Linked DNA regions of Homo sapiens: all the other regions are linked to region 4. Evidence: read pairs that join two places in POLR2A ChIA-PET (ENCODE). Cell type or tissue: MCF 10A. All regions are shown on one strand. Region 1 overlaps COL4A6 (collagen type IV alpha 6 chain). Region 2 overlaps COL4A6 (collagen type IV alpha 6 chain). Region 3 overlaps COL4A5 (collagen type IV alpha 5 chain). Region 4 holds the start of COL4A6 (collagen type IV alpha 6 chain). Region 5 overlaps COL4A6 (collagen type IV alpha 6 chain). Region 6 overlaps COL4A6 (collagen type IV alpha 6 chain). Region 7 overlaps COL4A6 (collagen type IV alpha 6 chain).

Region 1 (4,000 bases), 180 kb before region 4:
CAAATTAAGTGAATGATATGGTTTGGCTCTGTGTCCCCACCCAAATCTCATATTGTAGCTCCAATAATTCCCTCGTGCTGTGGGAGGGACCCAGTGGGAGATAATTGAATCATGGGGGCGGGTCTTCCCCATGGTGTTCTTGTGATAGTGAATAAGCCTCACGACATCTGATGGTTTTAAAACAGGAGTTTCCCTGCACAAGCTTTGTCTTTCTCTTGTCTGCCACCATGTGAGATGTGCCTTTTTCCTTCCGCCATGATTGTGAGGCCTCCCAGTCACAAGGAACTGTGAATCCAATAAACCTCTTTCTTTTGTAAACTGCCCAGTCTTTATCAGCAGCATGAAAATGGACTAATGCAGTAAACACGTTCTTTTTTGTATGAAAAATGTTTAATGTGGGATGATTGAAGTTGATTCTGTGGAATCTGCTGTGTATGTCTTGGAATGCCCTATGGTGATACTGTTTTCCTAATTTAACATAATGTGGCTAGAAGCATATTAACAGTTTTCAGATAGAAAAAAAGGAAAATTAGTTCAATGACTTGCCACCCCTTTCCACTTTTTAGTGGAATAAATAAAAACTCAGGAGTTGTGCATTTTGAAAACCTCAAGGCATCTACAATATTTGACTGTATCCTACCTTCCACATTGGAGAAAAAGGATTCCCACTGAGCAGTATTTTTCAACTACCTCTTTAATCATCCCCAAATTAGAAGACATCATTAGCACAGACAATGGCCTTCTTCAAGGAGCTGGCCAACACGATTGCTAATCATTTAGCATGGTGCCGCCCTATATGGTAGCCACTAGTTGTGCATAGCTATTAAATTTGAATTAATAAAACAAAATGAAATTTCAATTTCTCAGCCACATTAGCCACATTTTAAATGCTCAATAGCTACATATGGCTAGAGGCTACTGTATTGCACACCATAAATGTAGAATATTTCCTTATTGCAGAAAGTTCTATTGGATGTTACTGCCCTAGAAAGCATAAGTATTATACCTGGAGTGGGTAGGGGTTCCAAGATGGTTTAGAGAAAGCTGCCATGAAGGCTCATCTCTGGAAGAAGTCTTAAAAATTTGAATTCATCTCTCTCATTTTATAGATGAGGAAAATGGGGCTCAGAGAAGGTCACATAGCTAATTTCCAGTAGAGTTGGAACTAGAATCCAGCTTTCCTGCTTCTGTGGCCCCTGCTCATTCCATGATCCTGGTTATATACATAGAGCATTTTCCTAGTTACTCTACTATCCCACAGTCACCTCTCACCAGTATCAGTAGCTCTAAACCATTGGCCAGATGTTTTCATCATCTCCCACAACACACTTGTATTTCAGAGAGAAAATATCAGGAGGACACTGGATCAAGAGGAGGCAGGGGAGGAGTATGTAATTATGCAAGTAAATACCTAGCTCCAGAATTAAGAGTAAACATTCCATCTGATCTATAAATATTTAACCAAAGTCATACATCTGGGCCCCAAGGAAGCAGGTTTGTTCTTGGCATTTACAATTAAAATGGATTAATCCTCTGACACAATGTTAATACTAACCTTTCTTAACTATAAACATGTCCCAGGATACTCTGCAGTGAGTGTAAATGTATAGGAACACATTAGTCACTGGATAACCAACTCTTGGCAAAAACACAATGGTTTATTCTTACAACATGTGGTATTGCATCAGCAAGGGATTTGTTGGGTCCTGTTTTCCATGGGGGTAAAGGAAATGATCTTGTTTACAAGGCTGGTGAGGCTGTCTTCTGGAGGTTCAGCTGCTGGGTCTCATTTGGATGAGTCCAAGGCTGGATTCAAAATTTCTCATGGCAGTTCTAAGATGGTATATTTTCTTTGGCTGCCATTCCTTCCACTACTCTGAACCAGGTGCTAATGTAAGACATTGGGGCTAGAGAGATGAATAGGCCCTAGTTCACTGTCCTCCCATTGCTCCTTAGGATTGACCCTTGAATTCTTGCATTAACATGAAGAGCTGGTCCTCTCAACCTCAGGCTGTATTTGTGAGGTCCTCCAAGACAGTCATGGCTCTTCCTTCCTGAGAGTATTGGAGGGACTTAATGTGTTATTTCTGTTTATATTTAGAAACAGTAATCTGAAGAGGGAATGTTTAAACCAAATACATTAATCACTAATGGTGGAAATTCAAGCATAAGTGAAAAAACTGGGTGTAATTTTTTAAAAATGCATTTTGAAGAAGAAGGAGAGTCCTGCTGAACTCTACCAGTCTCACCACTTCATGACCATCCATGCAAGGCTGATTGTCTGAGGTTGTCTGGCTGTCTTACACGACTAATGTGAGGCAAATAAACATACAGGCAAAGCTTCTAAGAGAAAGAAATTATATCTTTACCAGTTGCTTCAAAAGAGACCAGTAGGACCAATCACGGATTGGTGGTTAAGATGTCTATTTGCCCCTACTAATTCATAGTTGATGGGCCTTGCAAGATTCCAAGTTTAAATACAACTTTGTCTTTACAAAGCCTCTGTCTCTTAAGACCATCAGTTGTCCTACATTTCATTTGATTATTTTTTTAAAAATAAACAAACCCTCATCAAAAACCTTTCTTTAGACTAGTAGAAGATATTGGAATCTACATTTCACAAACATTAAGGTACATTCCATAACCATTTGTTTAAAAGCATGGGTGAGTGATTGCAGCCAATGTTTACTAAGTCCAGGATAATTCATGAGACCACCACAAACATCATGAATGACAGATTCTGGTTGTAAACAAGGTTCAGGGAACAGAAGCAGTTCTACCATCTAATATCAAGCTGAAGCTACTAGACTAACTCAGGGACTAAATCTATAGACAAAGAACAATAAAATCTTTCTGATGAGGTCCCCAAATGAGATTCCTGTGCTCCACTTCTTAGACCAGTGATTCTCAGTTTTACCTACACATTCGAATCATCCAGATTCCACCCTAGAGATTCCAATTTAATTGATGAACTTAGGCATTGGTGTTTTAAAAAAGTTTCCAAGGGGATACCAATGTACAGTTAGGGTTGAAAACTTTTGTCCTAGAGTACAAGGTTCTGCTCAAAGTTCTCATTCATTTGAGGCATTGAGAATAGCTTAGGACCGTGGTTCCCATCAACATCTTCCTGTGTGGTTTTAAAAAATACAGATTCTTGTATTCTACCCCCATACTTCCAAATTAGAATTTTTAGGAGTTGGTCCCAGGAATCCACAATTTTACAAGCTCCTCACATAATTCTTATGAAGCCATCCTGGCAGGTCCTGATTGGAAGAAATGCATTTGGTAACTACTGAATTAAGTCATCTGTATGTCTACAACTGTGCACAGCAGTGGCTCTCAACCTTTGTTGCTCCAATGCCTGATTGCTTGAATCTCACCTCCAGATAATTTAATTTAATTAGTTTGGGGGTAGATCCCAGGTATCAATATTTTTAAATAGCTCTCAGTAATTCTATGTGCAATTAGGTTTGGGAGCCACTGGCTTGGTGCAAGGATGGATAAAAGGTAGCCTGTTTGCTGACCCTCCGTGTTTTCATGTCCATGGCAGACATCAATAATCAATCCCTATAGTGCCCATATGTGGCCTCATAATTCTTCTCACTATATTGTCCTAGGCAGCCACTCCCATGCATTGAGTGGGCATACAACTACTATTTGCTATCTTTATCTTCGATCCAGTCTGGCAGAAAGTTAATGACTTCTAGAGAGTCCTTCCTGGGTTTTGTTTCTAGGGATAGTACTTAAATGTCGAGATTATTGTCTGCCAGGACACTGTTCTGAAGTAGGAGAAGGTAAAAGCCGGAGGTGGGTGCAATAGAGAGATCTATCATCTAGCTACCTCTACTACCCAGTGAAGCACTTTCAGTCCCAGCTTCTGTTAAAAGTAGAAAGCTTTATGCAGAGTAATTTATCTACTGTATACATATTGGGTTAACAGAGGACCTCTGTAAGACCTCCTAACACCAAGTGTACAGGAAAGGCCAAACATGAAAGGAGT
Region 2 (4,000 bases), 140 kb before region 4:
GGATAATTCTATGTTGTGAGGGGCTGTCCTGTGCATTATAGGATGTTTAGTAGCATCCCTGTCCTCTACCCACTAGATGCCAGTATGACCCCACCAGTTGTGGCAACCAAAAATGTTCCCAGACATGGCCAAATGTTCCCTGGGGGGCAATATGGTTGAGAATCAATGGGTAAATGTGTATCATTTACACATCTAGTAAATGATAGAACCAGGGCTTAAAAGATTAGCTATCTGACTCCAAAATCCATGCTCTCAACCACTGCCCTTACTTGTATTCCCCAAATGGCAAATTTCTCTACCCTGTTCTGGGTCCCTGTGGGCCCCTGGGAAGTGGGAAGAAAATCTGGTCTCTAGAGTGAGGGGCAACTTACACTCAAAGATATTTTTGTTTGCACTGCAATTAGTGTTCCTGCTCACAAGTTCCTTGGCTCAGGCTTGCATGCAGTCCCTCCCCTCCCCTCTGCTTCTCTTCCCTTCCCTCCCCTCTCCTGTCTTCTCCTTTCTATCCCATCTCGTCCCCACACCTCTTTTTCTCTCTCTCACGTGTGTGTGTGAGTACACACACCACACACACACACACACACATCTTGCCTTCATAATCAAGGAAAGACTTTTCAAAAACACTCTTCAGAGTTTAAGTCTCTTCTTTACTGTGGGCCTGTTTCCCCATATGTAAGATGAAAGGGTCAGACTAGATGATTGCCCTTCTGGCTCTGCCAACTGTTCTGTGAGTCTAGCGCTCTCCCTTTCTTCATGAGGTAAATACTTTTGTTGGGGGGAATGAGGGGGGTGTTTGGAACAAGGGACGTTTTAGGCCTTCCAGTGTAGAAGCTGGTGCAAAGTTCCCAGGCTGCGTTTGTCTTTGTGCCGTGTTTGCTTCAGAACTGCCTTCTCCTGTCGCTCAGGGCCGAAGGCCACTCTGGCTCTGGCCGTGGCCTGGCTTGGTGGGGCGGCGGGTCAGACAGGGCATTGTCCAGGGCTACCTTGGCAGCCTGGGCTGGCAGGGGGAATTTCTGTCGCTTCTGCTCTGTTTCCCGCCTGGCCTCCGGGCCCTCTCCCTGGGCGGCCTCACCACTGACCCTGGGAGGTCACCTCCCAGCCACGGGTGGGTGATGGCGCTGCAGGGATGGCTGTGTGTGGGAACGGGTGCTGTTCTCGGGGATCCCCGAGGAGCAAGGATCTTTCGGGGATGCTGTGAAGAGCCCATGCTGATCCCAGGGCGGGATCAGGTTCCCCTCAGGAATCTGGGAAACTCTCAAGGAGGCCCTGCGGGGGCTGGTTAAACTGTCTGGGGTCTGGGGGCGTTGGGTCATTGGACTGTAAATGCAGGGAGGGGGCAGGCGGACTTGCCACATTGCAGGCTCTGGTGCCTCCAAGGGACCTTGGAGGCCTTCAAGTCTCCTTGCTCCTTTTATGAAGGAGGAGGAAGAGGGAGAGACGGGCTTCTATTCTGCTCTCAGAGCTCTGGCTCAGTTTGGACTTGATTTAAAAAGTAAAATTCAGGGAGAAGTTTAAATTTCTTACTCTGGTACCAATTACAGGAGCAATGGGACCCCAGTTCTGATAATGGATCGCATCAGATCACTAAACTGTCTGCCACATGCCTCCAAAAGCAACCCACGTTAGGCATCTTGGGACTCTGTGTCCTCCTGCTGTTGAGCCTCTTCTTATGTTTATTATCTGTGTCTTTGTGGTACCTTTGTGGTTCCTGAGGGGTCAATATTAGTATCTATGTGGATATGCAGGTTTAAGCACATTTCTGAATTCATAGAGTGTCTGAATGGGTTTTAAGAATAGCAAATGTTGCTGTGTATATGTGTGGCTTTTCTCTCTGTATATTTTCAGTTAATAATTCTTCAACTGAATTTCAAAGGCCACGTTTAACCCCTGGCTTCCTTTCCTCCCTGAGCTTTGTGAAGTTTAAGGCTCTGTTCTTAAAGCAAAGGGGCCCTGTCTGGGGAGCCTGTTTAGACCTGTCTCTTCCTTTTGTTTGCTTTCTTTTTGTCTCTCTCTGGGGAAACCTGGCTCCTGAACCCTGGTTACCCCTTATTCCTCTCTGGGCCCCACAGCATGTTCCTCCACAGCTCCCTCCCTTGCTCATAGCTGTATTGGCATTCCCCCAACAACTTGTGAAGGGGGTAGCAATCACTGACTCGTGTCAGCTCTGAGAGAGAACCTAACTGAAGTAATGGAATGCAAAGTCACTACAATTACTTGAACTAGCAAAGACATGTACAAGGACAGAGACCACAATTTCTTTGATAACCAAACATACATTAATCTTTCTTGGGGCTAAAGAAATGAGCATTTTTTCTTTTGGTCTTCAAAAATTAAAAAGTAAAACTGAGCTTATAAGGCTGAGGATAAAAGGTGTAAAGGCTGTCATAGCAAAGCCTAGGGCTTAGCTAAGTCCACCGTAGGAGCCTGCCATGGTCACAGCCAGTAATTCAGGATAAGGGCACAATTCTAAGGTACTCTGCAGACTTTTCTGCTGACCAAGCTTTAAAATCTGTTTTATATGAGACAATGACTTCCTTCTTTCATGATTCCCCAAACTCTGCCTTATACTTATAACCCCCACAATAAAATTTGTCAGGTAGGAAACAGATGCTCTTTCAGGACCCTTTGAGTTGGTCTTTCTCCCTGGGCATCATAGTAATTACAGGAGCTTTTAACATCCCACAGAGAAAAGCATCTAATAGTCCTACCTCTGGAATCAAGACAGGATCATCTCAGTGATGCCAATTCCACTTGATTTTATGATGAATTCTCCTTAAGTGGAATTAGTAGGGACTAACCAATGGGGACACTGGTTTCCAAAGAGTTAGACAAATGTGAGGGAAAGGAGCTAGAACTATTTTCCAGCTAATTTTTTAAAAATTAAAATGTCATACATTCATCTAAAGTGAAGACTAGGTCACATCATCAAATCACTAGTTTGGGTCTCTCTCTCTCTCTCTCTGTGTGTGTGTGTGTGTGTGTGTGTGTGTGTGTATTCAGGAATAGAGAAAACCACTGAAAGAAAGCATCTAAGCAGCAGAAAAAACAAAGTTTCCATTCTGTTGTGCTAGGGGGTCTTGGACATGCCACTTACATCTAAAAATAGGGAGCTTAGTGTCTGCCTATCATGTCTCTTACTCCAATCCACCCTGGATAACCCTCACCAAATTAATATTCCTAAAGAAATATTTTTTGTCATAATATTTTTAAAAAGAGATAGCTTAATTACTACAGACCATACCAGTCTATCCATTTGAGGTTTCGTGATTTACCATTTAGACTTTTAATCAGATGCAGTGATGGGTAGTCAAACATTGGCGTGTGTGTGTGTGTGTGTGTGTGTGTGTGTAGCCGCCCTAAGTAGAAGTCTGGTACTTATGAAATGTTTCCATTCCCCACAGTGCCTGCACCAATATTTAGCCCCCAGAGTACTTTCTTAAATGTTTTTCTAGGGGGCTTGAACCTCACAAAACACAATGAGATAAAAGAAAACACAGAACATAGTCTAGGACTTCCACCTCTAAAAGTAAAGATGGTCATTAAATAATTGGCTATGTGCTTCATTTGTTAAAATAAAAGCTCTTTTGAAAAGATGATAGTGAAGCAAATTTCTGCAAAGCAATGCACATTTTTCCATCAACTTTTACTATAGCTTAGAGAGTTGCTGTGCAATTAATTTTCTTAAACATTCTTGGAAGACTTCCATTAATGCGAGTCTTCTCAAAGTAGACACCAAATTACTTCCCTGACATATACTTGGTAATTTCATCTCCACATGTTTCTAACTCCATTGCAGTGAACTTTCATACAGTCAGTGGCCTACATAAAGGGACAGACACACATTACAGCTGTGAAAACTGACATGACTCCTCACAGAACTTGTAATCACATATAAAAAACATGCTTTCCTTAAGCTTGGAATTCATTTCTTAAACCTTTAAAAGAGAAGGATATTAGAAAAACACTTTAAAACCCAGACAGGGATATAAATGGATGCTAT
Region 3 (4,000 bases), 75 kb after region 4:
TGGCGTGAACCCAGGAGGCGGAGCTTGCAGTGAGCCGAGATCGTGCCACCGCACTCCAGCCTGGGCGACAGAGCAAGACTCTGTCTCAAAAAAAAAAATTGCCTCAGTTTTCTCAAAATGGTTATATCATTTTATATTCCCATCAATCAAGTATGACAGTTCCAGTTGTTCTATAATTACTCCAATATTTGATGTCAGTCTTTTAAATTTTAACCATTCTAGTGGTTTTATTGTAGTATCTCAATGTGCTTTTAATTTGCATTTCCCTGATGACTAGTGATGTCGAGCCCTTTTCATGTGCTTATTGGACATTTGTGTATTTTCTTTTGTGAGGAGTCTGTTAAAATCTTGTGCCTATATGTCAATTGGGTTGTTTGTATTTTTATTGTTGAGCTGTAGTAATTCCTTTTATATCTTGGATACCAGTTTTTTGTCAGATGTATGTATTGTGAATATCTTCTTTCAGTCTCTGGCTTGCTTATTCATATTAATAATTGTATATTTTGATGAGTTATTTATCCACTTTTTGTGGTTTTTCCTGTCTTTGCCCTGTCCAAAAAATCCTGCTTAATCTCAAGTCATGTTTTGTTTTTTATATGTTTGTTTATAAAGGTTTTTTCCTCTGTGTTCCTGTAAAAGTTTTGTAGGTTTTTATGTTTTATGTTTCTAATCCATGACCTTTTATGTTTTAATCGATGATCTTTCTCAAATAATTTTTGCACTTAGTAATGAAGTAGGGATTCAGGCTCATTTTTTTCCAATAGGGATATCCAGTATTCCAGTACCATTTTTGGAATATGTTTTTTCCCTATTGGATTGCTTTGGCACCTTTGTTGAAAATCAAGTACACTATCTCTATTCTGTTTCATTGATTTATTTGCTGATTCTTAAGATGATACCACACCGTCTTAATTACTGTACCTTTATAATAAGTCTGGAAGTCAAGTTTGTGGCCAACCCACATCCCAAGATTATGCAGAAGATCTAATAAAGAAAAGCAAGCTTTTAACTAAATTATAATCAATGCCTTCATCTTTATAATATGAATAATGATTCACTTGGAGCATTTTCAGCTTGTTTATCTGAACCATTAAAGTCATTTTAAAGTCAGTTTAAAGTCATTACCATTTCCTGGGAAAATTGCTCTAATAATTTGTATAATTTGAAGCATAATCCTTAGGAATATTTAGACCTAGCATTAGGTAATGTTTCCTGGAACTCTTGGTCAAACTTGGGCTTTCAGGACCACTGCACTAGTTTTGCACTGCTCAGCTCCAGGGAACCATTTACACTGGCATAGTTGCTAGAAAGGTAAATAAAAGCAAGAAAGAAGTTAGAACAGAGTGGAAAGAAGTTAGAACAGAGTGGAAAGATGAGGAAAGAGATAAAAGAAATATTTGTGGTATAACGTGGTAGGTCGTCATGTGTCTGGTATCTTTTAGATAGACTAGTAAGGTTAGTTTCAATCACTTATTTTAATTGTATCAAAAAAGTAAAGCAGATAAAAGTAGAGCTTTCTGGCTAAAGTATATGTGTATAAGATCACCGCAGATCATCCCCTTCACACCTCCTCTTTTATCACCCACAGTCCCTAAAGCTGAAATCCAGCATATAGTAAGGTTGTTACATTGCATATTGCAGTTTGGACATTTATAAATTATGGAGGCAAAAAAGTGGTGTGCTTTTTTGCCAAAGTGGAAACTATGTGTTTATAATTCTTTGAGCTTTTTTGACACTAAAGCAGTTGTCTCATGGGTATAGCATCTCCAATCAATTTCGACCATTGGGAATCCTGTGTATAAGATAGATTTATGTAAGAACATTATATATATTGAGGTTGCTAACATGTGTCTAGTTAAAAATGTAATGAATAAACTACAATTTTATATATACACTTACATAGTTTTTTATTTCTCCATTTGTTCCAGTTTCTTTCCATGTTCTGTTAACTAATAGATGCTCAAAAAGTTAATTATCAGCATGATTGCCTCAATCAGAAACTATGACTTTTTCCTAACTTAGGAAGAGAGAGAATAGTTGCTTGGATAATAGTTTTCTACTGTTGTGGTTAGTCCTGAGGCCTCCATCTTGGCAGGAATAATTTATGCTAATAAGAAATAGGTTGATGATAAATATCAAGTATAACCTCATGTCAACAAGAGGCGAAGCAGCAAATTGCCAGGTTGTTGCTATTTTTATTAAGATCAAAGCTCATTGGTTGACGATATGCATATAAGACATATCCTGGACTCTTTCTGCCTGTAAAGAATTCTGCACCTCCATCTTCCAGACCTGTTTATTAAATCTCTTTCTCACCCATGCTTCCACTGATTTCTGTAAGATGGAGCTAATTAAAGGACAGTTTTTTTTTTGTCATGACAAGAGCATAAAGTGACAGTAGATTTTGAGTAGTATATAAATGGAAGCTGCTTTGGAAATAATTGCTATATTTGAGTGACGAGTATTGAGAAAACACTACTAGCTTTAATATTTGAGGAAGTCATATGTTTTCTAAATATTAATCACTAGCCTGTTGCATAGAACTGGAGCTTTTGAATTTGGGAAGGTCTGTGGTGGCAGTGGTACATTTTTTCCCACCATTGGTATCTGATTTTATGTAATCAGTGTTTGATAATAAAAAACATTATTAAGACTGCATTTTTTTTTCTGTTGGTTACAAATGAAACAGCCAGAACTGTAGCATTCCTTGTTTTTGTGATCCTACTAAACTATGGTTTTCCTGATTTCTGCTCATGTTGGAAAATACCATGGGAACTTTCATGCAGAACACTTGCCTTACTGAAAATGGTAGCAGAGCTTCTTCTTTGCTGCCTGTGAAGTAAAGATCATATTAGCTCTTTCTATTGTGAGTTCCAGATGCTTTGATGATCAGCCAGTAATTGTGTTAGAAATGCACAGGAAATGGTTGATCCACTTGGTGTAAAGGCAAAAACCAATTTCTTCTTACTGCCTGTCAGCAGGCAACAGGGAGGCCTATGGCATGTTAGTGCATTTTTACACTGGCATAGAGCCCTGGAGTTAGACTTACTGAGTCTTAAATGCACTTCGAACACAGGTTTTGACTGCTTCATAGGAGACATTCCAGACATATTTATGCTCAGCACAACTCTGAAGTTTTTATTCTTATTATCATGGTACTGTGGTCTTTTTGTTTGCTTCTTTTATCTGTGATGTTAGTACTTTTCCAAGGCCAAGTTAAAACAAATAACTACAGTTAAGTTCAACTTGTGTTAATCTGTTTACATTTATGGAACAGCTTTGCTGCAATCTGGAGAAAGATAATGAAACACAGGATACGTCTGTACATGCCTGGTAGAATGGAAAGCTGCAGTACTGTCAATAGGCCATCAATAAAGATATTCTTACCATAAAATTAAGGTTCATCTTATTTCCCAGTTTTCTTTTTACAGTAAGGCTATATCTGTTGATTAACTCATTTATCTGGAAGTAAATCATTCTAAATGATACTGGACATTTTCATAACATCCAGAAATAAATTCTAGCTTAAAATCTGATGATTTTATTATGTTACTCATGTTTTTTACTTCACCATTCTCGACCACTAATTTTTAGTTGGAAGTCTTGGATAATTTCTTCCAGTGAAATTAGTTAGTAATGGAAGGAATGTGGCATTTGAAAGCAAAAGATGGAGTTCAAGTGTTAGCCTACGGTGCTATTCTAATCTAAATATTCATTTAAGCCTTCTAAACCTCAGTTTCTATATCTGAAAACATAGGTAAATATTCCTGCATACATCAGAGCATTATTACTGAGAGGACCAGATAAGTATATGTCATATTATTTATAAATTGCAAAGAAATATACAAATGTTCATCATCATTTTTGTTGTTTGCAATGCTTTTAACTCAAGCTTCTTAACACATCAATCCCATGTATATAATTCCTTATGTGCCAGGTTAGATATAATAATATAACTTGAGAATGTATATTTCATTTTATTTTTGAAAATATACGTATC
Region 4 (4,000 bases):
GCAGCCACAACCTGAAATGGGAGGGAGGGTGAGTAATGGGCTCTCTAGGCTTCGGGGTCGTGCGTCTGCCTGTCGCCCCCCGAACCCTTTTGGATGCCTGCTCCCAATTTCTCTGCAGTGACAGAAGTACCAGTATAGTCCCGGCCTGGCAAAGTAACCCGAAGTAAGAAAGAGGAGGGGAGCTCGGGGCAGCAACAGCTCACCCAGGGTGCATGCTTGCGGCTCCTCCGGAGCTGGGTCCCGGGAGACTGCTAAGCGGCTCCGCGGCCCGTGCTCATCTGGGCTCTGCTGATGCTTGGAGGCTGTTTCCTTACTCAGAACAGAGTAGGTGGACGAAGTGGCCCAGTTTGGAAGAAACTAAACACTGCTTCTAGATAAGAAGTGCTCCAAAGGGAAACAGGCTCAGCGGTGCCCGTTACAACTTGCAGCACTCAGGAGATAGTTCCATGCAGCAGGAGAGGAAAGAATGGAGGGGAAAGGGGCGGGGCTGTCTGCTGTCAATCATCCCCCCTACCTTGGGCAGCCGGTAGTCTTTCTCACTTTCAGGCACCTTTCCACACAACAGCCCTAAGTATCTCCACAGCTTCACACACAGCCCCTTAGAGACCTATACGCTAAGACCTAAGCAACTGTGCATCATATACTTTCAACTTTACTGTTAGGTTACACATAAAGAGACATAGGCATACTATTCCCACATAAGACAGATGGGCCCGAAAGTGCCCTTGCACACATGCCCAAATGCATACAACACTGATTCAAATTGATAGTACACTAGGCTATTGGGAAGGGGAGACAGTTTCTGGAGTTGTAAATCCACTCTGAGCTAAGCAGAACCTAAGGATGAGTGGGCCCTCGTGAAATAGATCCAAAACCTTGAAAGACTCTAAAGTGGTTAATTCTAGGAAGATAGAAATGTTGTGAAGAATTCTTCATCAAATTCTTGAAGATTCTCCAAGGAGTCCGCAGAAAGTATTTTCTAGTTCTTTTGTTACTTTAAAAAAAATCTATATATCAGAATTATCAAAGGAACATTCAAGTCTTTATATGGGAGATATCGATTCAGCTGCCATCAACTCTATTTAAATATTTCCAATTAAGTGTTTATATTAATTCTAAGAAACACTGCACTAAATTTATTTAATTCCCTGCCCTAAATCTTTCTGAAACACAACTACAATGAGAGTCAATACCTTTTACATTAGCTCAATATAGGAGGCATTAATTATAGGATTCAATGCAGCTAAACAGAGATATAGCTGTATTATAATAACATAATACCATAGAATAATTACCAATACCTGCTGAATGCTCCCAGATCTTATACGTATATAACACACATAAAGTATTCACGCACATATACTTATTTTCTTACTTGTTTATAAGCATATACTTTATTTATTCCCAATATTTTCACATCTTCTGCTTGTATGTAGAAACTCTCTGTTCTGTGAGCAGCTGGAAGGTAAAGAAGACCAGCAGCCCAGGGAGCACCGACCAAAATTTGTTTCTAATGAGTAACAATAAAAAGCACGGCCCCTCTGAGATCCATCCGCTAAAAAAATAGTCCCAGTTTAGATCTATTTGTAATTGGCTTTGGTACGCACACCAATGAGATTGGAACTGAGCCTAGAAAAGTAGTATCAACGGAAGGTGCAAATGAACGAATAGAAAAGCTTCCCGGTTGGACTCATGGTGCTCAGTCAACTAGTCTGGAAGTTTCCCTCCCCCAAATAACTGAGCGTCACTCCCTCGCAGGTTGCCGGTGCAGTCTAAAACTGTGGCGGAGTGATACTCAAATTCCCTTGTGCTGGTGAGGAGGGGGGCCTTGCACGGGGAAGAGAGGGAGGAAAGTAGATCTGTAGGAATTGAGTGAAGAAAAAGTTTGCAAGTCTGGACAGAAGGGAAAAGTTCTCCTGAGAGACCGGCTTTGGGGAGGGGAGGGGGGAAGGAAGAGTAGCTCCTTCTTCTTCTTCTTTTTTTTTTCTTCCACTCTTAAAAAGCTTCTTTCTCTTCACCCAAGCCTCACTGTCCCTCTCCGGCTCTAGCTCTCTCCATATAAACCCTCAAGATTATGTCAATTGGTTAGAGCCAGCCGGGAATTTCGTGCGGGTGCTGAAGGAGCTGCGGGAGCCGGAGAAGAATGAAACTGCGTGGAGTCAGCCTGGCTGCCGGCTTGTTCTTACTGGCCCTGAGTCTTTGGGGGCAGCCTGCAGAGGCTGCGGTAAGTCCTTCCTCCCCTCCCCCGCGCCCATCACCGCTCTTTCACGCTGAAATTACCTTTTTTTTGGGGGGGGGGTCCCTTTATCTTCCTTTTGGCGTTGACTAGGGAATTCAAATTTGCTTTCTCATGTTTAGGAAGAAACGTTATTTGCAACACCGGTAACTCAAGCCTTCTGAAGTCCAACGGAGAGGTTTAAGTGCTTAAAAATAGGGCTGCTTGCTTCCCTGCAGCTAGCTCCTCCGGGGGCAAGAGCAAAGTCAGAAGTGGGGGACGCTAATTAAAGGCTCACTAGGCTGTGGTGGGTATTTAAAACTTTTCCTCCCCTCCCTCCACCGTCGGGTGTTTCCCTGCCTGGCGACTAACCTTTTCACTACTTGTACCCAGCCCACTCTTTGAATTTTGTCTGTAGTTTAATATTTTGGCTCTTCGAAAATCCAGCTTCCATCAAAGTGTTTTTAGCGCCTCAGTGAAGTTCGTCCCCTTTGCTCTTTCCTTAAGCAACAGGAACCTACCCCCACCTCAGGTCATTCAAGCCACTGACCTCCTTTTCCCTTTTGACATCCTTGTTACAAATGAAATGCTAAGGCAACATACCAAGAAGAGTGAGGTAAAGTCTCAGGCTTCAGGTCTTTTGCGTCTTTTTGTTGTTGTTGTTTTTTCTAAATTATGGGTTTTTTTGTTTGTTTACTTTTTTTTAAACCTACCAAGGCATCTGAACAAATTGAGAATTTGCCCATCACCTATTCAAAGGAAAATACTCCTTTTTCAAAGGAGAATCAGTGTTCCAGTTTAAAGGAAAGTGGGGGAGGAGGTACATGTGAAATAGCAGCAAAAAGCTCCATTCAGTTTTAGGAATGTAGAATTCAAACCTCAGTATATCTCTTAGAAGGGTATCTGGGTAGTCCCACCCACTGTCCTATTGGGGATGAGGGCCAGATGTTAAAAAAATGAATGGCTTTGTGAGAGAAAATGTTCTCCAGCCTGAAGCCCATCATCTTTAATTTCATATAACCTCTGAAGAATAAGTGTGTGACAAATTATTTAAATTTATTTGAGTGATCATTATGGATAGTTTTAAAAACTGTTTAATATGAGATCATGGCTTAGGCCTTCACATGGTTGAGTGACCGTCAATTCTTTGTAAGCAGCTGCTATGTTACAGCTCATCTGGGTCCACTTTTAAGTTAGCTGTCTAGCTTCCCTATAGCACTTAGCATGCCTCAAATCACATGTCCTCTTTCTATCCTTCTGAAGGTGTGTACCCGGTGTATGAAAACTAACTTTCATATTACTCTGAGCACAACATAATTATAATAGCAAATTTGCTGAAAAACCATGCATATCAAATATTTTTACTATGCATGCCATAATTTTCTTCCATCAAAGTAGACAAATGATTTAAAAATGCTTTTTTGATGCAGAGCATCTTAATGGGGGTAAGGTTTAGCCAGTCAATAGGGCTACAGACTTGGATAAAACTGCAATTGTGCTGTTGAAAATAGTTCATTTTAAAAACATCTTCTTGGTGCCCTCTGTTTCTGGCATTTGGCCCAGGGACAAAGATTTTGTAGATGTTTGATTAAATATATATATGTTTTTTGATGTTACTTTTAACAAATTTGCACCAGATGACAACTATACAGGTATGTATAGCAACACTACACATCAATTAATATTAAATCAATTTATGTTAACAATGAGGTTTCTTTTTATTGACAAAACTTGAGAGCAAGCTTGTTTTCTTGGATTCTTAAACTAATGAGTATTCATGAAGTC
Region 5 (4,000 bases), 130 kb before region 4:
ATATGTTTTTTGAAAATATTTGTCTTGTTTTGTTTTCTGAAGTGAGGAGGGTTCCTAATAATGAGAGATAATATTGGAGAGGTAGTCCAGGGCCAGGTAATAAAGGACTTTATAGGTTTTCTAGAGTTCGGATTTTATTGTGAAGTCCATGGGGGAGCCATTGAAGGACTTTAAGCAAGAGTTTCATGATACATATTTGTGTTTTGGAAAGATTATGGCAGGACAGTGGCAAATTGATGGGGGAGAGTGAGATTAGAGGCTGAGAGATCAGTCTTGAGGTTATTGAGGTAATTCTGGCAAGAAATTATATGAGCCTAGATTGGAGAAATGGGTATGGAGAGAAGTGTATGTATTCAAGTTCAATTTCAGAAGACAAATGGACAGGACTTAATGATGGATTGGAGGTAGTAGGGAAAGGAAAGAGAAGACAAGCATGACTCCCAGTTTTCTGGCTTGAGCAGCTCAGTGCTTGTTGATGCCATTTGTTGTGATGGGGAAGACATAGATAGAATTTAGGAAGGAGTACATCTGGTGGGGGTTGGTAATGGAGTTCTGTATAGACATGTTTATGGTGCCAGTGAAATCTAAGCAGAGATATCCAGCAAGAAATTGACAATGCCAATCAGAAACTAAGAAGAAAGATCTGAACTAGAGCTAGAGATTTAATATTTATCATTTTATGGATGGTGGCTGAAATCCCTGCAGTATATAAAACCACCCTGGGAGAGGCCTACACTGAGAAGAAAAGTGGGATGAGGACAGAATGCTGGGGGATCCCAATCACAGTAGGAAAAGAACTAGGAAAGGATAGCATAACATTCAAGGGAACAGAAAGTTTCAGGAGAGAAGAAGGTGTCTTATATAGCAGGGCCATCAAGGAAGATAAGGAATGAAAAATATCCATTGGATTTGGCAACAAGTAAGTTAGTAGTGATTAGTGTCAGCAATAGGGCCAGCCCACAAATGTCTGAGGAGTGAGAGGGCAAATATTTGTCATGAAATAAGGCACAAAACTTAAGTGCAGGCAGCTGGAGAAAGGCCTGGCCACCCAAGGAGGTGATATAAAATATGAGCTTTCATGTTGGAGCAGTAGAGGACAAAGACATTGGTGTGTGTTGTAGTGGGTAGTCAGGAGAGGGACATGAGGGGATACACAGGGAGGAGGAAAGATGTACATTGCAATTTCCTAATTAAGGAGAAAATGGAAAGGCTTCTTGGTAGCCATGGCACCAGTCAGCTGACACAGGGAATGCCAGATGTTTGCAGGAGGAGAATAAATTGAAGGGCTAGTTGTTAATGCATCTAGGTTCTGGAATTCATGGGAAACACATTTTGCGGCAGTGGAACAGCAGGATGTAGGCAGGATATAAGGAATTAAGAAACTTGGGCTCAGTTTCTCATGAAACTCAGGCTAACTTCATAAACTCTCAAGCTAGGCATAAAGTCCCAAGTCATAAAATGGGGGACAAACAGCCTTTACCTAGAGGGCAATCCAAGCATTCCCCATGGTTTTGGATTATCTGTGATAATGCTTCTTTAGATGGCATGGATAATTAGGGGGTCACCATGTTTTAGATAAACACCAGAACAATGTTACAACAGGGAAAACTCTAAAAGAGTATTAAGGAATACTAGGCTCAGAAGAAAACAAACTGCCCCCTCCTCCCAACCCCAACTTCAGACAAACACACACTGATGGAGTATAATGCAGAGATAGCTTTCAGATCTAGTAGGGAAAAAAAGAGAAGTGTTGGAAATGTCAACCTAAAATGTTTTGTTTGATCAAGTGGCAGGGGAAAAAAAATACCAGGGAAGAGAACAACCCGAAAGAATAGTTCTTCCAGATAATAACACCTAACTCCTAAGAAAGAAAAGTGAAAGTCATATATTAAGTTCAAATCTGAACATAGTGTTTATTTAACACTATGAGGCAGGTCATTTTTAAAGATTGCCATTCTCTTAAAGTTGGCTAAATAAGGTTTAGCTACTAGCAGGCTGGTGACCTTGCGCAAGTCACTTACCAGTTTCTTTATTTGTTGCATACATACAGGATTACAGCCCCTGAAAGAAGATGTTTTGGAAACTGCAAAGCAGTGCACCAACATTAGGTAGGGACTTTTACCAGGCAGGGCATACCTTTGAGAAATCTGTTTGAGATAGCTTCATCCAAAAAGGGTTGGATTGCAGTTTTGCAGGAGTGCTAGGTGTTGTGTAAATGTCCTAGTCAGTTCAAGAGGACTTTGGCAAAGGAAAAGTACACACTGCCCAGCAAGCTATGCGCTTGATGTTTCCCCAAGGCAGGGGGCAGGCCTGCCAAGGGCTGCAGCACATCTCAGGGTGACCCAATGTTCCGTTGCCCTCCCAGCTCAAGAGGAACAGCTTGAAATATAAATGGTGCCCTCTGCTCAGCTAAGGAGAACAGTCCCAAATCTTTCTGACATCTGCACACAAGGGGTACTGAGAGGCTGTCCTGCAGGGTCAATAGTGCTGGGGCCAATTTAAACAATTCTGCTTGGCCCTGGGAAGGTAGGAGGAAAGGGAGGATGACTAAACAGGACCTGGTGGTGCTTCAAGCATCCACGTTCAGTTTTCTGCATGAGCATCGGTCTTATCTATTTGGGAAATAGGACATTCCTGCTCTTGACTCATGAAATATGGCTTGGTCTGGTTCAGTAACTTTGACAAACATTCTTTGAAACTTTAGACTTTGCAAATACATTTTTAGGAACATATTTGACAGTGTGGAGTCTGTGTCTTTTAAATATTGAGGTAAAAATCTGTGCAGGGATATTCTAATTTCCTCCATCCTCCATCCCCTCAGCCACTCAGATGTTTTCAAAAGAGAAGCCAGACTAAGGCTCCAGATGTTTGAAACCTAAATGAGGGCTCCTCATGAAATAAATCTACTGCCCTCCATTTCCAGAGATCAAAATCTTAGCCAGGGGCTTAACAATGAGATCACTGTAGGCATGTTTGCCTGGTGTAGGACTGACCTCCGATCAGATATATAAGATTTTCTACTTTTAAAGGCTCCCCAACCCAACAAACAGCCCAGAGCTTCTCAGTTTCCTGGTTGTTGTGTCTAACTGCTTCTCACCCTGCCACAATCCATCAGGAAATGTCCTTTGTGTCAAACCTCAAATCTCACTTGCATCGATTTGGGTCATTTTTATTTGCTGTATCTTTGCAGAGGTAAAGTAAGTCAATAAGAATCATCAGTTAGGAAAGTGGCTAAAGAATATGTCCAGGAAATTCACAGAAGAAATATGAATTTCCAGGTAATATGTGAAAAGACATTTAAACTCAGGGAATTAGAATGATTTTCACTCATCATATTAGCAAAAATATCAAGTGTTGGCAAGGGTGTAGAAAGATGGGCATTTTTGTGCAATGCTGATGGGAATATAAATTGGAGAATACTTTGTAGCCTAATTTGTCAATGGCTTTGAAGGTTAAAAATGTCTATTACCCTTCTACCAGGTAATTATGATCCTTAGTATCTATGCTAGAGATGTATCTATGCTTGAGCTAGTATCTATGCTTGAACACAAGGAGGCCTACTCTAAGATTTTCACTGTAGCTCTGCCATTTTACAAATAGCAAAAATTTAGAAACAACCTAAGTAGCTGTCAAAAGGGTGGCTGAATTAAACTATGGGGTAGAGAAAAAGATCTTAAGGACACGTTAAGTTTACAAAAGGGGCCCAGAATATATACTTAGAATTCTATTTTGGAAAAGAAAATCAGATAATGAGACTATTTTTAGACATACGTGTACATATCTCTGATTATGTATGGAAAAAGATAAGAAAGACAATAATGGCACTGAAAGAGCACCAAGAGAGATTTTTGCTTTGTCTATACTGCTTGCATGTTATTCAAGAATGTGTTCATATATTTATTGTGAAATTTTTTTTCTAGAATGTTTCAGAGGTGAGGGCATGGGTCTTGGTGGCTACAGTGAACATGTCTTCCGTGAGAGGCAGCAGTAGATAAGCTGG
Region 6 (4,000 bases), 130 kb before region 4:
TGGGGGCTGGAAATAGACTCTAGACATATTCCTGTGAAAACAGGTGTCCAGTGACTTATGGATTTGCACTCATTGGTAAAGAAGTAGCTGTAGCAGATAACTTGAGTGAAATTCAAGTGCTAGATATGTAGTGACAAATGAAAATGGCTACCTTGTACTCTGCTCTCGGAATTGTTCTCCTCAAACTCCATTTCAGCACACAATTCACACCTTACAGTGGCACTCCCATGCCCAGTTAGTCAGATCCAAATTCCTCAGTTGGTATTTTACAGTACCCCCCAAGCTCTCTAACTTCATTTTTGCCTCTCCTCTGATTGATCGTGATGATTGCTAGCTGAATTTCTGCAAGGCCCCCACATGACCTGCCATGTGCTGATCCTCACCAACCTCATCTCCTTTCTCTCTGGCTCACTCTGCTTCAGTCACACAGGAGGGCGTTCATTCTGTTCATTAAAAACATCAAGCCTGTTCCTGCCTCAGGGCCTCTGCCCTCGCTGTTACTTTTTTCTGCAATGTTCTTCTCCTAGATATTTTTTAAAAATCCTGGCCTCTTTTCATCACTCAGGTCTCAGTTCAATTGTCCATTCTCAGAGAGGCCATTGCTGAGTCTCCTGTTACTTCCAATCATATCATTTCATTACCTTTTCATCGTTAGACATTCTCTTTACTCCTACTAGAATGTAAGCTTCATGTAAGTAGGGACTTCATTGTTTTGTCCAACACTGCATCTCCAATGTCTGAAACCATGGATGACACTCAAGGAATTTTTGGTGACTATATTAATGGAGTTAGGATTTGAACTCGGGTCTGACTAACTCCAAAGTCTTGACCTTAACCCTTAAGCCTTAGTGTTTTCTAAGTCCTTTGTCTACCAGAACCTCAATACAAGGACTCAACAATGAGAAAAACTGCCATTCTGACCATATCCACCTTGGGAAAAAAGGAAAACATAAATTCTAACTGTTATCTGTAACAAGAACTTTATCTCTGGGATGGATTTAGTACCATCCAACTTTTTTGTTTAATGTTGGATGTTTTTTCCAAAGAGAAAGGCATATTTATGAGCTGACCTCACACTTAATCATTCTTGCCTCTGTGTACTGTGTGCCTTTTCCTAATTCCTAGAGAGCACTGTGAATTTCTCAGATGGTCTCTTATCTCTTTAGACATTCCCACAACACTTTATCATCACAACACCTTGGTAATAAGGTAAAGATGGCAAAGCTATGACAAAATATTACTATTTTAGATTCCAAACACCTTCCTTATACGTTATATTTTATCTCTCTTATAAGCCCTTGACATGGTAAGTGTTATTGCACACTTTCCAGTTTACCTTCCATTTTATGGAATATAGGACAGGCAAGTTTTAATAAGGGTGAGATCAAGAGGTACTCTGGCAGGAGGAAGCTAGGGGCTGGAATACAAGAGAGAACTGAGAGAGCAGCATTGAATTTTATCTTCACCTATGCTTACACCCTTGTCTAATGTTGAGTACTATATTTCTTGGTATTATGGATAATTTGTATTTCCTTCTCCATACATTTCTGTGTTTTCTAAGCAGTCTTCAACAAGCACATATAATTATTAAGAATACAAAATAATACATAATATTAAGTGATAAAAGTCATCCCCTTCAAGGAAGAGAACTTGACAGGTGTTGCCAAAGTTGAAATGGCATCTATTTGGAGCTATGGCCTACTTCCAAACAATGTCTGTTTGAGTGTTCCATAAAATTGGTCTATAGTAGATGAAAAATTTCCAGACCCCTCAAGCATGGAGCAAAGAGGCTGGAAGCAAGGGAACTGGATAAGACAGGGAAAAAAAAAACAATAGCAGGAGCTGAACAAAACCATAAGAATCAGAAGCTAAGGTTTCTTAGGAACTCGCCAGAACAAGGAGGCAAAGACACTCAGCTAACAGGAAATCATCACTGTCCTTTGTCACTGAGGAAAGTAACCAGAGAAGCCCTGTTGGCCACAAGGCAATTTCCTGTAATGCCAGCCCTGGCAGTTTCCCCAGGAGTCTTCAATTACAGTGAGGTGGGAGGAGTGAAGGCAGGCTTCCAGGGAACATGACCAGACTAGACCTGAGAAGCCTCTGCCTTATCCTGGCTTGTCTGGGGACACTCCACCCCCTGCTTGACCAGGCCATGTGGCTGGTGTCATTTCCACCTTGGAATGCTCTCCCTTTTCTCTCAAGATCAAGCCCATCTTATACCCAAGAAAATTAAAACTGGAAAGGCTTTGGGAGATCATCTAATACAGTGGTTCTTAACTCTATCCGAGCAGTACTTTATTATTTTTATTATAATTATTACTCTCCCTTGCTATCCTAAAAATAAATTCATAGGAATAAGTTATAATAAAAATGTAAGCAAAAAAATTTTTTTAAATCTTATTATTATTATACTTTAAGTTTTAGGGTACATGTGCACAACGTGCAGGTTTGTTACATATGTATACATGTGCCATGTTGGTGTGCTGCACCCATTAACTCGTCATTTAGCATTAGGTATATCTCCTAATTAAGCAAAAATTTTAAAAGCACATATTATGCCCTAACTGTATTGCAAAGAAAAAAAAAGAAGAAAAGTAATTTATATTAAAAAGATATGTATTTCAATATATAAAAGCTCATACATGGCTATATTAGAAGATGTCATGAAGTGGTAGTCAGAGGCCAACAGCTCTATAGAGAATTATTATGAATGTAACAGGCTGCTGACACAGAATGACACTGGGATGTAGTATTGATGATTCAAGTATCATGAATGCAGTTGCTATTAGTAAGTGCAGTGATTCTCTCAAATGATAAACAACTCATGGTGATGATCGTGGGTGGGGGGCAGGAAGTACAATCTTCCCTTTATTTACTGGGCAGTTTTATTTGTAACAAGAAAACCATGAAAAACTTCATTTCAATATGTAAAATGTGGTTATGTTCTAGACTTAAATAATTATAAACAGTTTTCATCTCCATGAATATCCAGAGGTCTTCTCTATCCTTCAGGATGCATAGTATTCAGAACACCTGTCATTCCTGGCAGCCACCTAGTAAGTGTCCCTGACTCCCTGATCATTTTGACAATCACAAATGGCCTCACAAGTTCCAAAATACCTCCTGGGGTGTACTTTTGTTAAGAAGTATTGGTCTAATCCAAATCACCCATTTTACAGATGATAACACTGAAGAAGATTATTTTGGCTTGGGTCACACTGTTAACAAGTGGATTCTAACACTTCTGAACATAATGCAATATTCTTCCTACTGTTCCGTACCTCTCAAGGCCAAATTCAAGTTCTATATTTTCCATGACCACTTCAGCTTCGGTGAACCACAATACTCCCTAAGTCCCATTCACTGGGTAAGTGTCTCATGTTGTTATGGGAGAGTCTTTGCAATGTTCCTAAGGTTGCATAGCTGAGAGTCTTGTTTCCTCATCCAGACCATAACGTTTATAAGGGAAAAGTCAATTTATTTTACTCCTTTGTATAAAACCACAGTGTTAAGGGGCAAAACTATGTTCTAGCCAATATCTGAGGCAGTATCCCTTAATTAGGAATATAAGTTCTGGAGTCAGTCTGTACAGGTTTAAATCCCAGCTCTAATATTTCCGAGTTGGATGAACTTAGGCAACTGACTTTATCTCTCTGAAACCCAATTTTCCTATCTGTAAAATGAGGATGGCAACAGTATCTACTGTACAGAGTTTGATTGGAGGACTCAATAAGATTAAGCATGCAAAACATAGTACCTGGCTTATAGTATGCACTAAGTGTCAGCTATTATTATTATATTAACATTAGCTATACTAGACTACTCAGCATTTTTTGCAACATTCTGGTCTCTCTCTGGAGCTCCTTATCAAGTGCTGTGCACTGGTATGATCATGCCAGTTTGTCTATAGCTGATGTTCACTTTGCTTGGTCAGGATGTCCATTTGGATTTGTTGATGTCTGTATATGTAATTATCTGAATCAAGAACATAATCACATTT
Region 7 (4,000 bases), 170 kb before region 4:
GATTTAGCTGTCATCTCTGAAGGCTTAAGGGCAATGATCATTCTTTCTTGGTTCTACCATCATAGAGGCCACTTGCTTATCTTCTGCCTCCAGAAATCACTGCAAGTAATCTGTCTTCCAGTCTTCCATAGAAGTATGGGGAAAGAGAACATCAGAACTCAGCCTCCTTGCTGTGGCTGAGCCACATTACCCCTTAGAATCAAAAGAGATTAGGCAGAACCTCACTGAAATGGTAGAGCCGGCCAGCCATATCATTCAGTAGCTGCAAGTTGTGCTGCAGACAAAAAAAAAATAATAGATCAGGAAAGCAAACTGTGCCAATGAAAAGGAAGGGACTTTCGGAGCCTGCACTCATGAGGACATTTGTCTAGAAGGTTCGTGAGAGCAAAGCACACTGTCAGTGCAGATCAGCTGGAAACCTAGAGGAGGTAAATTTAAGATCCAATGATATTTTCTACCTGTAGGATGCTGGAGGCCAGATTTAAGAGTGCAAATGTACTGAAAACCAGAGGCATAGAGTTGCCATGGAGACTCACACCTGAAAAAATCTCACAGATAATGACTTGAGATCTCAGAGATACTAGCTCAAATCTTTTCAAGCTAGATTTGAGCAACTCGGTCTAAAATTTGACTCAGACCAGACTGGGCAGGATGGGGCAGATTCACAATTCAAGGGCCATTGAAGGAACTCTACAAAGGCAGTCAGGGAAGGGCTAACAGAAAACTAGCTCAGACCTATTAACATTTAAGTGAAGCTCAGTGTCAGTAATAAGCATGTTGACACATTTCAGATGATTACAATACTCCCATTCTTCAAAGAACTATAGTATTTTGGTGTTTGAGGCCATTCTGGTTCAATTATCATGTGACGTTTGGATTTTCTTTTAAAAATCAATTTTTATTAAAAATAGAGAGACTGGTATGTATGTTTCAGGGGTGGAAGAATTTGTGTTTTAGTAGGGGAACTTTAACCAACCCCTACCTCAAACAGGTTCAAATGGAAGAGTAGGTGACAACTATGAAGGAGGCAAATGGGCCAAAACCCAGGGACATAAGATAAAAAGAAAAAAGGAGCAGGCCACAAGGAGTCATCCTTGGAGTTGTCCTTTGGAGCCATGGGCCTTTAACTAGTTCATACAGCCTCTTATGGAATCTTGGAATTCAGTGTGGCAAAAAGCAGAGAAGTCTTGAGAGTAGGGTTTGCATTCCAGCACTGTCCAAATTTTCTGTGTTACCTTGAACAAATAATTTCAGCTTTCTGAGTCTCAGGTTTCTCATCTGTAAAATGGAAACTGTCATACCTGCCCCTTCTAAGTGTGGCAAATTGCATTACTGCCCCCAATTCTTTGCCCCCTACTCTATCCATGTCATTTGGCTCATTCCTTCCATAAAAGAGGTGGAGTATATTTCCCATTCATTGACTCTGGGTTCAATCATGTAACTTGCTTTAGCAGATAGGATGATATGGAAGAAAACAGTGAGCCAGTTACAAGCTTATGCTTTAAGAGGCATTCTATGTTTTTGTTTGCTCTTGCATGTCAGCTGTAACCATGAAAAGAATCTGCCCAGGCAAGCCCACTGGTCCTAGGAAGAGAAGGAGGAACACATGCAGCAGAGCCACTCCCAGCCTAGATCAGGTAACCTGGACTAATGACTGAGCCCAGTCCAGACTGACTGATGCCCAGCAAACCCGCAGACTGGTGAGAAGTAATTGTCTGAAGCCACTGGGTTTTGGAGTGGGTTGTTACATGGTGACAGCTAATTGATACATTAACTCATAGAGGTGGTATGAATCTTAAATGTGTTAAAGAATGAGTCCTTTTTCAAATTTTCAAACCTTTTTTCAAAGGTTTACACAAAAAACTGTACAAATTATTGTTCTAAGAGTGGGTAAGTAACTTAAAGGCCTGGAATGCTAAAGTAAAGTAGAATTAGGTCATATTTGGTTCCTGTAGGTTTTAATTGAAAGAGTTCCCTTTCAATTAAAATTAGGGGCACTAAGTCCCGAGGATCCATCCCAATGACCTCATCTCAAAGCTATGGTTGCCCATGAGTTCCTGTTCAGGCACTTGAGAAAAGGCAACGCGGCTTAGAGCAAAAGGAGATAGTAAGGATGGTTTAATGAGAAGACTTTCAGACCTCTTCAGACGATGGAGCAGGATGCCAACAGCTCTTTACTCTGTTTATTCAAATACTTGTTCTATTCATTAAATCAGCCATAAAATTTGTCAGCGTTGGTGAAGTCTTGTGGGCTGTGGCCGGCAAGTTTGCTGGGCAATAATTCTGCCAGCTCTCTTCCAAGCAACTGTTTCTGAGAGCTCCAAAAGCTAAACACAGGAAAACCACACCAGCCACAAGCTTCATTAACCAATAAACTCTTGATGGAAAGCAGGATCTCACACCATTGTTTGTGGTACAAGACTCCCCCAAGGGAGAGGGACAGTGGTACTTAAAAATCCCATTGGGCTGACTAAAGATGATCCTATGCTTCACAATTTACTTCAAAATTTGTGTCAGGCCAGTATTTCCACTGATAAAATAAATATCAGAAAGGATATTTAGAAAATCTTGGCAAGAAAAGTATAAGTAAATATGAGTGCAGGCAGGGGTATTTTAAGAAATAATATTAAATGGATTCAGTCAGATGAAGAGTAAATAATTTACAGTCCTAAGGATTCAGAGCAGACTCAGCCATAAAAGGGAGGGAGGAACAACCATCTGCTGCTCCAGGTATGAGTGACCAGCTTACATGTCACATGCCAAGGCCTGAACCCCAGCGAAAAACACAAATCATAACCAGATATGGACCTAGAAAGTTCTACCTTGGGGGTCTATAAAGGGAAAAAAATCATACTCTATTGGCGGTTGTGATTGTTCTCACTTCATGCAATAGTCCAAAGGAAGTTCTCTCTTTTACAGTGAGGGAGAAAGAAGCAAACTACTTTTAACTACTATATTTACACCATGTTTCTCTTGTGAAATCCATTCCTCATCCAGCTACCCTGGGCAAGAGAGAGTCTACAGTGGATGTATTTCCTGTATTATCCAGCTGCCTTCGGGTATACACAATAACATCTGAAAGCTAATTAACCAGTTTACCCTTCCTCTAACCAAAATGCCAAAATCAAATTCCTTATTACCTTTGTACCAAGCCCAAGTGCAACCCCTGTCATCTTTCACTCCCATATCCAATAGGTCTTTCACATTTGCTTTTTTTTCAGGTCCATCTCCAGATCTGTCCTGCCCCTCTCTGTTTCCATTGCTCTGCCCTAGTCTAGGCTCTGTTCCCTCATGATTTGCTTACTGTAACAGCCTATAAACTTCCTGGCCTCTAGGTTTTCTCTAACTTTTCTTTATATTGCACTCAGGTCATCTTGCTGAGCTACTGTTTAGAAAAATCAGTTCGTTCTCATTCTTTTAAAGGAATATGAATGACTCTTGGTTTCCTATGGCATCAAAGCCTCTGTGTAGCAGCCTTATTACTCGAACTTCACTCACTGTGTCAACCCACTTCAGGCTGGTACCTAGAACACTGATTCTCACTTTTGAGACTTTACTCAAACCACTTCCTTTGCCTAAAATGTTCCTTGAGACCTCCTCAACAATCCTGTCACTCCATGTATGCATAGCCAGCCTCAAATTTCTATCTCCCCATGAAAATTCTCTTCATAATAAAAATGAGATGAGTGGAAATTTAATTAAAACCAAGCAATCAACCAACAAAACAAACAACAACAACAACAAAAGCGAGATAAGCAGTAGGATTCCCAGTCTTCTTACTGTTTGGTTATCAGTGGCTTCTCCAGAAATGCTTTTTTTTTTTAACCCATCTCTCATTTTTTATTTCAGTAGGACAACTTTAATTCGAGATAGCACTCTCTACTTCTATCTGCCAATGGTTATCAACCTCGGCTTTGCATTAGAGTCATCTGGGGAGATTTAAAATACCAGATTCCCAGGTTGTATCTCAGATTAATTAAAGTAAAATATCTATGAGTAG

Evidence for each region. Peaks named below come from ENCODE experiments on the same cell type or tissue, not always from the same donor. Only the 100,000 strongest peaks of a DNase experiment are listed, where the experiment ranks them.
Region 1: POLR2A ChIA-PET joins it to region 4 with 33 read pairs; 3 of 35 experiments call an interaction of 5 or more read pairs at or near these places.
Region 2: POLR2A ChIA-PET joins it to region 4 with 15 read pairs; 5 of 35 experiments call an interaction of 5 or more read pairs at or near these places.
Region 3: POLR2A ChIA-PET joins it to region 4 with 17 read pairs; 2 of 35 experiments call an interaction of 5 or more read pairs at or near these places.
Region 5: POLR2A ChIA-PET joins it to region 4 with 22 read pairs; 5 of 35 experiments call an interaction of 5 or more read pairs at or near these places.
Region 6: POLR2A ChIA-PET joins it to region 4 with 20 read pairs; 4 of 35 experiments call an interaction of 5 or more read pairs at or near these places.
Region 7: POLR2A ChIA-PET joins it to region 4 with 21 read pairs; 3 of 35 experiments call an interaction of 5 or more read pairs at or near these places.

The regions. Positions count from the first base shown.
Region 1 is chrX:108,260,347-108,264,346 of GRCh38, forward strand. The region is part of intron 3 of COL4A6 (collagen type IV alpha 6 chain); the gene reads right to left. Among named protein-coding and RNA genes, the nearest start is that of ATG4A, 170 kb to the left of the region's middle. In MCF 10A, no CTCF peak of the experiment used is centred here; a DNase peak (open chromatin) is centred at 1,675.
Region 2 is chrX:108,297,406-108,301,405 of GRCh38, forward strand. All of the region lies in intron 3 of COL4A6 (collagen type IV alpha 6 chain), which reads right to left. Among named protein-coding and RNA genes, the nearest start is that of COL4A6, 140 kb to the right of the region's middle. In MCF 10A, a CTCF peak has its summit at 106 (motif pointing right); a DNase peak (open chromatin) is centred at 2,076.
Region 3 is chrX:108,513,211-108,517,210 of GRCh38, forward strand. All of the region lies in intron 1 of COL4A5 (collagen type IV alpha 5 chain), which reads left to right. Among named protein-coding and RNA genes, the nearest start is that of COL4A5, 75 kb to the left of the region's middle. In MCF 10A, no CTCF peak of the experiment used is centred here; no DNase peak of the experiment used is centred here.
Region 4 is chrX:108,437,983-108,441,982 of GRCh38, forward strand. COL4A6 (collagen type IV alpha 6 chain) reads right to left here and starts at 440. Exons shown (of 45, transcript NM_033641.4): 1 at 204-440; 2 at 1-11. The coding sequence starts at 214. COL4A5 (collagen type IV alpha 5 chain) reads left to right here and starts at 1,856. Exons shown (of 53, transcript NM_033380.3): 1 at 1,856-2,224. The coding sequence starts at 2,144. In MCF 10A, no CTCF peak of the experiment used is centred here; DNase peaks (open chromatin) are centred at 489 and 1,639.
Region 5 is chrX:108,305,315-108,309,314 of GRCh38, forward strand. The region is part of intron 3 of COL4A6 (collagen type IV alpha 6 chain); the gene reads right to left. Among named protein-coding and RNA genes, the nearest start is that of COL4A6, 130 kb to the right of the region's middle. In MCF 10A, no CTCF peak of the experiment used is centred here; no DNase peak of the experiment used is centred here.
Region 6 is chrX:108,311,110-108,315,109 of GRCh38, forward strand. The region is part of intron 2 of COL4A6 (collagen type IV alpha 6 chain); the gene reads right to left. Among named protein-coding and RNA genes, the nearest start is that of COL4A6, 130 kb to the right of the region's middle. In MCF 10A, no CTCF peak of the experiment used is centred here; a DNase peak (open chromatin) is centred at 2,042.
Region 7 is chrX:108,268,879-108,272,878 of GRCh38, forward strand. All of the region lies in intron 3 of COL4A6 (collagen type IV alpha 6 chain), which reads right to left. Among named protein-coding and RNA genes, the nearest start is that of COL4A6, 170 kb to the right of the region's middle. RefSeq lists an enhancer at 1,351-2,550. In MCF 10A, no CTCF peak of the experiment used is centred here; no DNase peak of the experiment used is centred here.